Regions from separate parts of the Homo sapiens genome. Here region 1 is linked to region 2. A link is an interaction called in ENCODE POLR2A ChIA-PET data of the cell type or tissue named here. Cell type or tissue: Caco-2. All regions are shown on one strand. Each heading gives the region's core, and the rest is flanking DNA. Links, peaks and the distances in the headings are about the cores only.

Evidence for each region. ChIA-PET counts read pairs that join two places held together with the same protein. Peaks named below come from ENCODE experiments on the same cell type or tissue, not always from the same donor. Only the 100,000 strongest peaks of a DNase experiment are listed, where the experiment ranks them.
Region 1: POLR2A ChIA-PET joins it to region 2 with 6 read pairs; 2 of 35 experiments call an interaction of 5 or more read pairs at or near these places.

The regions. Positions count from the first base shown.
Region 1 is chr1:208,056,255-208,061,623 of GRCh38, reverse strand. It overlaps PLXNA2 (plexin A2), which reads left to right. Exons shown (of 32, transcript NM_025179.4): 13 at 787-938. Among named protein-coding and RNA genes, the nearest start is that of LINC02767, 100 kb to the right of the region's middle. In Caco-2, for the core only: no CTCF peak of the experiment used is centred there; a DNase peak (open chromatin) is centred at 2,113.
Region 2 is chr1:208,177,300-208,182,668 of GRCh38, reverse strand. All of the region lies in intron 3 of PLXNA2 (plexin A2), which reads left to right. Among named protein-coding and RNA genes, the nearest start is that of PLXNA2, 64 kb to the left of the region's middle. RefSeq lists enhancers at 1,850-2,803, 2,927-3,483. In Caco-2, for the core only: no CTCF peak of the experiment used is centred there; DNase peaks (open chromatin) are centred at 2,638, 3,088, 4,318 and 4,778.

The DNA.
Region 1 (5,369 bases), core at 83-5,082, 120 kb after region 2:
CAAAGATTTGGAAAATCCTAAAGTTATTTCTTCTTTGTCCTAGCATGTGTCATAGGATGTTTTTTGCAGAACAGTGTCAAGTGCACTTTCCATCTTTGATCTTCTCCCCTGCAGCCACACCTAGTCTCTACTCCCCACACTCCCACTGCTTTCCCTCTGTATCTCTTATCCGTGTATACCCCAAATCAGTGGTATTCATGAACTGCCTTTATCTCATCCTCGACTCTAAGTTTCTTGAGGCCAAATTTCCTGTCATATTCATCATTGTACCCCCAACAGGCTGTAGCACACAGCAGGGGCAATAATAACACTGTCACAATTACAAAGCCCTCTGGTTTCCAAAGTGCTCTCAAGCACACCTTCTGTTTGGTGCTTCCAGACTCCCTTTGAGGTTGGCAGAAATGATTATACCCCCTTCACAACTAAGAAAGCTGAAGTTCAGAGAGATTACGTGACTGATCGCAATCAGGCAACTAGTGAATTAGAGACATGTCTCAAACCATGGTTTTCTGCCTTGAGTCTAGTATTCTTTCTGATAATTTTTTAAATAAGTAGATGAATGAATGACTGACTTAAAGAACCGAGGAAGCAGTGTAAAACAGAACATGATGTCAAGATCCGAGATAAGCTAAAAAGTGGACAAAACGCACTCACTCACCAGAATTCCTGGTGGAGGAATTTAAGAACCTATGGAGGTTCTTAAACCTCCCTGGGGGAGGGGGAAGGGTGCTGCTGTTTCTGTTCCTGTGACCAAACCAAATTGCTAATCCCATTTCCCTCCTGCAGATTTTGACGGTGTCTGGACCGCCGGAAGGAGGGACGCGAGTGACCATCCATGGCGTGAACCTGGGTCTGGACTTCTCCGAGATCGCCCACCATGTGCAGGTGGCTGGGGTGCCCTGCACGCCCCTCCCAGGGGAATACATCATCGCTGAGCAGTGAGTCCGCCCTGGCCAGCCCTTTTCCCATGGGAGCTTCAGAGTGGAGACTGGAGACTCTCCCCTCTCCCTTCCTGGGCCTTTTCCATGATTGATCTCCCATTACATTCTCCTCCCATGGACCTGCCCCAGAAGCCTCCCCAGGGCCCCCTCCTCCCTCACCTCCACCCTCAGGGGGTCTCATCCTGTTTGATTCCCTGTTCCCTGACTCTTCTGGCATCAGGGCTCCGGCCCTGACCGTCCCTCATTCAGTCTTTGCCTGCCCGCCAGTGTGACTGAGCATTTCCTCCTAGGTCTCCCCCAGCCCTTCCCCTGTCAGCCCCCATTGGAATGCATCCTGTATGGTGGGCTGCAGGCAACAATTTGTTTGGTGCGTGGGGCTCTGACAGCAGCTTAATCCGAGCAGGGCCTCCGCTGGAGCAAATTCATTTATTTCACTAAGGGAAATGTCAGCTGGAAATTAGAAAATAGGCATGTAGTTGCGGACAGGCAAACGGGGCTCCAGGAGTGACATATGTTCCAATTTGGGGTGTTCATTTGGCAGTGGTGGCTGCTGTGGAGTTGGTGGGCAGGAGGTGGGCACGAAGCTGGGGGTCAGAGGATGGAAAAAGGGAGGCTACCCCTCCAAAGGAGAAAGCGGGGGAGCAGCCAAATCATTCTGCATGATTTATCAGGGAAGTTGGGTCAAACCATTCTGATTCCACTGTGAACACAGCTCTGCAGGGGGTACTGGGAGCATGAGCAAGAGCATGACTTTGGGGCAGGGACTTCCTTCCCTTATCCTAACCCTCTGCCAGGTCAGGTTGTTTCCTCTGATCCCCCCCACCGGAGCCAGCCTTTAGTGGCAACCATAAAAATGACATCGCTTTATCTTCCATCAGCACTTTGCAGTTAACAGAGCACTTTCTCATCCACTATCTCATTTTTAATTGGTAAGGACTCTGAGAGGTAAATATTGTTATCATCATTCTGCAAAGCAGGAGAGAGCAAAGGACTCATGAGAAGTGAAATGACTTTCCCCAGTTCATTCAGGGCATAAGTGGCTGAGGCAGAATTAGACCTTGAGTCTCCTGACCCCTAATGCAGGGCTACTTCCCTTCCATAACAGTGATGGGGCACGACTCCTGGACAGGAGCAGTCTGAAATTCCACGAATCAGTGTGTAGCTCTGAGGCTTACAGGCCGTGATTCTCGCAGGGCCCAGAGAAGGGTCAGAGTCCAAAGGGGTGAATTCCCAGACTCTGAGGGCTGTGTGATGCCTGCCAGCCACAGCAGGGAGAAGAAAGAGCTGGCCTGATCTCTCAGATCCTTCAGGTCTGATCCTTCAATGACAGCCTTATTCCTGCAAGGAATGAGTCCTGGAGGAAAGGCTGGCTGGGCCTATAGGACAGAGATGAGGAAGATGGAAAAAGGGAAAGGAAACAAATAGTGCTTCTGAGCCAAAAAAGAGGTGAAAGCTGTTGTGGCAGGAGCCAGGGCACCCACAGAGGTCCTCCTGGCAGACCATCTTTACAGAGCCCCGCACCCTGCCAGACTAGGCAAGGTGCTCAGTTACACGACCCCAAATCCACCTCAACCTCAAGGACCTCCCTTGGGCCCCTGGACACAGACCTGTATCCAACTTGGTGAGATGCCACAGGAATCCAAAGGAAAGGGCTAGGGTATGGGGTGAGGGTGGGAGGTAAGGCTTTTAGCTGAGAAGTGCAAATTCCTGGGCAACTGGCCCTCAGAATCACATGAGGTTTGGAATGAAACCGTGTTTTAGACCTGCCTCCTCTACTGACCAGCCCCAAGACCTTAGCAAGCTGTTCAGTCTCTGTGACCTTCATTAGCCTAATGTGCTGCCCAAATGTAAGGAATTTCAGTGCTATTTATGAAAGGAAATGTACTGCACTCACCCCACACCCAGGGCCACGGGGAAGAAAGTGTCGAGAGAAGCTGCACGTGAGGCTGTGAAAGGAGCCTGGGGAGGGGAACAATCCCCATGCATTCCTGCAGAGGCTGGTGGTCGCCCCAGAAAACCACCACTTCAGGTATGGGGTAGGCAGAAGACAGAGAGCACACCCCATGCCTCGCTGGATGCAGCCCTGGTTTCCAGCTGTGCCAGGCTCATTACCACTCCCGAGGTTTCAGAGTTTGCTAACATCATTAAAGCCTCCATCCCGGGCAGTGAGCAGCAGGCACAATCGTTACAGATGTCTGTGAGAGATGAATTTGGCTAAAAGGACCCGGTGCAGAGTCCTGGGCGCGGGCAGGATTCGCCAGCACGGTAATGATTCACCATATGCTTGTGCTGCGCCATCTATCACTCAGCAATTAGGTTAATGTCGGTTAAAGGGCCCCGCTTAGTCCTGCAATCAGCACCCCACAGGTCTGTGGAGGGCTGGATGATTCAGTCACAGGAAGTTTCCTGGACCATGGGATGCATGTTGAGGCTGCAGCTCAGCCCCTCCTGGGACAGGGGCTCCACATGGAGCAGATTCCCCTTAGATCCTCAGGCTGCTTCCCTCTCATCTGCTGTACCTGTGAACTCAGCCATTGCGGGATGGATGTGAGATGTGTGTGTGCTTCCGCCCCAGGGAGCGAGGCACCATCTATGCAAGTCTATGGGAGGTGGTGTAGTGTGGGGCAAGGGTACTGGGTTGCATTCCAGGAGACTGGTGCTCAAGCCTTAGCTCAGCTGTGGATGAACCAGGTGACTTTGAGCAAGTCACTTTGCTCCCTGCTTCTCAAACATCTCATCTGGAAAACAGGTATTTAGGAATAGATGATTTCTACATTTGCTTTGGTGGTCCTCTAGATGTCCAAACCAGTAAATGGTATGCCCCATGGAATCTGCAGCTCCCATTGTAAAGATTATCTGTGGCACTAAGGTGCCTCCGGAAGCCCCCTGCCACCAGGAGGAGTCAGGTCTTCAGATGTCAAAGCTGGATGGCTGTTTGGTCCAACTTCCCATTTTATAAGGAGAGAATCTAGGCATCTCCAGCGATTGTCTCCTAACAATACATAGGGACCCCAGAGCCACCAGAGACACAGGGAGGAGACAGGGAAGACAAGAGGCCTCAAGAAATCAAACCACAAGAAATCAACCAACCTTGCTGACTTGCAAGGCTTGAAGGAGGTGGTGGTGCACACACCACTGCCTATGGTTGTCTACAACCAAGAAGGTAGAGGGGACAAGTGGTTAGCTCTCAGAACCTGAGGAACCCAGCTCAGCCTTTCTCACCACCCCTGCCAACAACCTCACCTCTACCATTGCTGCCATATCCATACTGTCCCTTCCTTGAAAGACATACAGAGCATCCCATTAAATCTATTGGCAGTAGAGGGGAGTGGTCAGAAGCATGAGCTCTGGAGTCGAGCTGACCTGGATTTGAATCAGGGCTCTGCCACTTACCAGAATTGTGGCCATAGATAAGTCACTTAGCATCCCTGAGCCTTAGTTTCATTGTCTGTACAATGGAGATAAGACCCGCTCTGTAGCAGAGCCTGAGGATGGCATGAGATCCTGTCTTGTAGAGTGCCTGGCAGAATCAGTAAACTGTAGTTCTTATTATTATTAAGGGCTAGAATTTGCTTTGGCATAATACTCCTTCCTCAATATAACCCTTTCCACTCCCTGCAGCTGCCCTAGCTTCTTCCTTTAACTCCCTATCTTCCTGAACTCAAAGAACAAGTGCCTGCAACAAATATTTTCAAGCCCTTTCCACCCTGGCCTGCAGGCACTGGGTCCCAGGAATGAAAGGGAAGAAGAGTTGAGGAGATTAGAGTTTGTCTGCAATGCTGCCTGATTTTCTTAGGACTCTCCAGTTCTTAGATCTTCCTGCCCAGACCCTTTTCTACAACCCACTGCTGACCACAGCCCTCTGCCCACTCATTCCACAGCTGAGAAGGGGGCTCGGCTGATGCCCGAGGAAAGAGACCTATGGCCAGCTCTGATTTCTCCCCAGTGCAGCCCCTGGACCCCTGCATCCTGCCTTTCCAACTACAGGTGCCCTTCCTTGCACACTTGAGTGGCATCCATCTCTCAGTCATCACTCTTCTCCTAGGTGCTTGAATATACTGCTTTTCTTTTGAAACATGAGCCCCAAGCAGGAAAATGTCCTAGAAGAGACAGTGTGCCAAGAGGCCCTGGCCCATCATTAGCTCCACACAGGGGCAGCTGACCAGGGCTGTTCCAGGCCTTCTCCTTTCCTACACAGACCCAGGGCCCAGGGAAGAACATTTCCATGCTGCCCGTGACCTTCACATGTTCTCTTTTTTCTTTTTTCCTTAACTTCAAGCCTGTGATGATTTCTTCCTCCTTTTCTTCTCTAAGATCACTCCAGCAGAGTGTCCGAGGGTGATGACTGAGTAACAAGCACACCCTCATTAGAAGAGAGGGAGAGAAACTTACCTACTCCCTCCTGTTCTCTTCCTTTGTCTTCCCCAG
Region 2 (5,369 bases), core at 60-5,059:
CTACAAACAAGCAGAGTGATGGCAAATACGCCTCAGTTTTCCTATCTGCAAAATGAGGAGACGGCCTCATAAGGCCCTTCCGGAGCTCCATTCCATGAATGCAGTGTCCCAACATTGCCACTCGCATGGGCAGAGCAAGACGCTTTCAGTAGCTATGGAACTGCCAAAAAATTCTCTTGCAGTTTTTTGGTGGTTCTGATTTCTTTTTTCTGTCTTTCTTTCTTTTTTTCTTTTCTGAGACAAAGTATCACTCTGTCACCCAGGCTGGAGTGCAGTGGCGCGATCTGGGCTCACTGCAACCTCCACCTCCCTGGTGCAAGCAATTCTCCTGCCTCAGCCTCCTAAGTAGCTGGGATTATAGGCAGGCACCACCATGCCCGGCTAATTTTTGTATGTTTAGTAGAGATGGGGTTTCACCATGGTGGTCAGGCTGGTCTCGAACTCCTGACCTTGTGATCCGCCCGCCTCAGCCTCCCAAAGTGCTGGGTTTACAGGCGTGAGCCACTGCACCCGGCCTTTGATTTCTTAAGGAAGAGAGATGAACCCATTGCTCATCTCCTTCTACTGGTTTGATTCCTTTTGTCTTGAGTTCTAAGCTCTGGAGCTGAGCTGAGCTGAGCTAGACTGAACAGGCCACGGTGAAAGAGACAGGAGAGACACTAAGTCAATTTGCCTTTGTTTGTATAGCAGCTAGAGCAGGGAGGAGTTGAAATGAGATAATAGAAAGAACTTCCTAAATGGGACACGGTCTCAGGGGAGTGTAACATTTTCTTTCCTAGCAAAATTTCAAAATAAGAAAGTTGGAGGAGAACATTTGCCTCCCAAAAGCTATTTTTCTGGACATAATTTAAAATTACAGCTTCTCCTCCTATCGCTCTGTATTCCGCCACTTCCCATCCCTGGACCTCATCCCTACCTTCACAGTGAACTCGGGCCCACAACGGCCTGGTCTACAGATGGCGGAAAGAGGTGGGAGGTTTTGCCAGAGAGCAGGGGTGAGATTCCCCTCCCAGCCCCTCTCTGACTTCTGACCTCTGCACCTTTCTTGCTAGTGATCCCTAAATTACTGGGCTGTCTAACCCTCTCTAGGGAGGAGGGAAGCAAACAGGGCTGACGGGAGGTGGAGCAGAGAAAGTATGAGGTGGAGGTCAGGGGTCTTTTCACAGTGTGTTTTGGCAAAGGAAGCCTGTGGAGCTGCCAGTGGGATCAGACTTTCATCTCCTGAGCTAGCCCCCTCACTGGGAAAGCAAAAGCTGTCACTGGAGCTGTGATTTGGAGCATGTGCTCTGGGGAACTAGGCTGCACCCCTCAGGGTCTGGCCCCCTGAAGGAAAGACCAGAGAACAGACAGGGCCTTCCCTGCACCCTCCTGCCACCACCCTCCTCAGCCTTAGGAGGTGACAGCAGTGCCTGGAAAGGGGCTTGCTCAGAAGGAAAAGGCTCGGTCTGCCTACCTGGGTCGGGAAGTGGTAGATGGGATTGTCCTCAGGGCCCCAGCCAGCATGAAGCCTCTCTGATGCTTCTTATAGCCCTCAGTGTGTTCCTATCACTCCAGAGAACCTCCCACATGCATTTGTCTCCCAGTCCAGCAAATTAAAATCTGAAAGGAAGGAAGAGGTCACAGGCTCAGAGCCTGGACACTAGAGGTTTCTCACTGAGTGAACTTTGGAAGGCTTGGAAGGCTGGAGTTTGGGGTCGCAGAGAAGTCAGCCTCCGCCATCCCCTCTCAAACTTGGGCAGGGGGAGACCCCAGAAGCTTGACATGGCCAGGGCCAATAGCGGTTACTCCCTTTCCCTCCTACCCCCATTTCCCTCATCACAGTCCTTTTTACCCCTCCTGGGATATCTTCCATCCCAGTTCCCCTCGATTGCTTTAGGGTGTGGGGCAATGACAGCGAATACTCATGAGGGGCAACAACTTCAGACAAAATCTCTGAAGACTCACCCGTGTCTCCACACTTCTTCCACCCCTTGCTAGCTGTGTAAAGTTAACCACTGTGACTCTCAGTTTCCTCGTCTGCCAAACGGAGTAAATAATAGTGCCTTTCTAGGATGGATGCCAATGTTGTTTGGATTCAACATAAAGCAGATGCAGAGGGTGTAACGCGGTGCCTGATACATGAAAGTTAAGCATGAGCTCTTGGGTTTTTGTTTCCCAGGTTTCTTCTCTCTTGGTGGCTCTTTAATGAATAGTGACAGTCCATACCCAGGCAGCCATAGCCACTGCCACTGCCACAGCCAAAGCTCAGGCTATGTGATGAACCTGTTTTCTCTGCCTTCTGCCCCTGCTCCCAGCCATCCCGGCAGAGGTGCCCACTCAGGCCTCCTACCGGAGCCCCTCTCCCACCGCTTGAATGCAGAGGCGTTTCTTCTGCTGACAGCCTGAAGACAGGCCATTTTTCTTCTCCTCCCATATAATGGCCTTTACTCTCCTACCACTCCACCCCCTTTCCCAGCCTTAATGACTTTAACATACACACAGTTATTTAAAAAAAAAAAAAAAAATACAAGCCCCCAGTGAGCTGCTCTAAACCGCCTGTTGTGGAGGAGGAACAACCCAAGCACATGTTCACAAGTCACTGCATGTGATGACAGGGGGCCTTGTGCTAATTTCCTCGTGTTTGAAGCCCCAGGGTGGGGGCGGGGCAGGAGGCAGCCAGAGGGGAGAGACCCAGGGCTTGGGTATTTGCTTGTTCCCTTTGATCCTCCTAGAAAATGCTGTAGCATTTGGGGAAGTATTTCATCCTGGGAAATCTCAAAGAAGAGTAAGAAAGATGCCTTAGGCAGGGGTTGGGGGGTGGCAGGGGATACTGTAGAAGGAAGATGCTACCAGATGACCTTTTCTCTCCTTGAGATTCTGAATCCCTGCTCTGGCTTCCCTGGGCAGCAGGAGAGAGTACAGAATCTCCAAGGGGAGGCTTCAGCTCAAGGTATTTATGGATTTGCTGAAGCCTCCTACCCTAACACTCACACAGTTTTTGCCTTCCAGTTTCTCTTTGTGGCTTATCTGAGAGAGGCTAATAGAGCCTCCAGGGCCCTCATCTGCCCCACCCTGTGGATAGCATCTAGGTTGAGCCTCTCCCTCTGATCTTGACCTCTAGGGCTGACGTGTAGTCTGTGAACCAAGGGTTGGTCTGGTGGGGGAGAAGGGGAGTGAGTGCTGCCTGCCTCTTGGCAGACCATTATGCCAGGAGGGAGGAGGTTCCTGACCACAGGACAGGTCCGGCAGAAGGGAGGGAGGACAAAGAGCCAAAAGCCCCGGCTGCACCTCCTAGCAGGGAAATGGAGCTGGCTGTGAGCCAGGTTTTCCTCTAAATCAGAAGCAAATGCACCAAAGCTGCAACCTTACCCCTTGACCGAGGACGGGAAAGTGCCTGTCTGACCTCACGTTATTGGTGCTATTATCATCATTATTGGTAATATCACCATCATCATCCTGTAATTTACCAGCTTCAATGGCGAGGATGCTTAGGCTTCCTCTGGGCTTTCATGTTAAGAGAAAATGAGTTGTGGCAGCCTCCCCGCCTCTCTCCTCCCCATAACCACCCACAGGGCCTCTGCCCCTGTCCTCATCACCAGAGACTCTCCGTAGCCCAGGCCCAGCGTGCTGTCATGCTTGTGGGGATGCTGTGTGTCAGGGCTTACATGCTAGGGCAAGGGGGAAGGCCCCTTTGTGTGGTAGCACATGTCCCTCCTCTTTAAACCAAGAAAAAGACTTCAACCCACACCCTAAACTAGTTGTTCTCAAACTTAAGCTTGCATCCGAATCACCTGCAGAGCTTATTAAAATACAGATCACTGGGTCCCACGCCCAGCATTTCTGATTTAATGGATCTGAGATGGAGCCTGAGAATTTGTATTTTCCAAATGCTGATTTTGTAAGTTTCCAGTTGATGTTGATGCTGTTGATCTGAGTACCACATTTTGCAAACCACTCCCCTAAGGGTGAGTTATTGGAACTCTTCTTCTCCTCGCATCCTCCTGGATACAGGTGTTTACATTGTCCCTCATTCGATACCTTCCAAATTGGGTTCCCAACAAGGAGGCCAAGGGCCCAGGTGCAGTGTGAGATGGGGGAGTGCTGCTAGCTCGCACACATAGGAACCCCTTGGAGAGAAGGCAGAGGCAGGCAACACCCCCGCCCCTACCCCTGAAGATTTATTCTTTCATTTGGTATTTTAGGCCTTCCTCAAGGGGGTGCTGGGGCCAGCCTGACTCACTGTGTAAACCTTTTTCAGGAACACTGGGCTGCAGCCAAGCTCTCCTCCCTCAGTTAGGCCCACCCTCATTCTTCCCCACCTGTTCCTCTAGCTGAGCTTCAGGCTCAGCAGAAAGTGACAATGTCCCTGTGCACACTGTCCCCATGCCCTGTAGGGAACAGGCACCTGGCTGCACATTGTGTACATTAATTTTCAAAGCAAGGCTTCTCATAACTCTTTGCCATAGCTTTCTCCTCCCCTCTACTCCAAAGAGCTCAGGAATTCCACAAAAACAGTGCCATGGGAGCGTGACCTTTGCTCTTTTTTTTTCTCCTCTCGGTAGGATAAAGAGGAAAGAAGGTAGGAATGGACACTTATTATGCTCCTATAGAATGGCAGAGGCTGTGCTAAATGCATTGCACATCATCTTCTATTACCAGGAGTGTTTTCTGCCTAATGTTTGTTCAAGTCCTCAGGGTAAGGCCCCTGTTTTGCAGTAAGAGGTTTGAAATCTCCAGGTGCACACTGTACACAGATAACCAGAGACGGGCAAAGTCTAGCCCAGTGATTCTCAGACTTGAGAGTGCATCAGAATCACCTGACTGCTTGTTAAAACGCAAATTGCTGGGTCCCACCCCCAGAGTTTCTGATTCATTAGCACTGGGCTGGGGCAGGCCCCAAGAATTTGCATTGCTAACAAGTTCTTAGGTGGGGCAGATGCTGCTGCTCTGGGGACCACGGTTGAGAACCACTTATCTAGTTCTACAGCCCATTGGTTAGACTTTTGCTGGCTGTTGTTTTATGTTTCACTCATCAGAACTGTATTCCCACCTCTAGACCAGATTATACTCTTTCTGCGATCCCTTGAGGTCACTAAGGAAAAATGTGACCAGCTTGCTAATTCCATGTTGTTTATTCATTTATTCAAAAGATAATAATCATTATAGTAAACACTCATTTAGTGCTAAGTGCCACTGTCCTAGAGCTTTGCATGTATTAACTCTTTTAATCCTCATAAATAATCCTGAGGTATCTGTAATTATTATCCCCATTTACAAATGAAGCAACAGAGACACAGAGATTTGAAGGTTACACAGCTGATCAGAGGTGGAGTAGGGATTCAAACCAGGCAGTCTAGTTCCAGAATTTGTTTTGCTAATCAGTCCTCTGC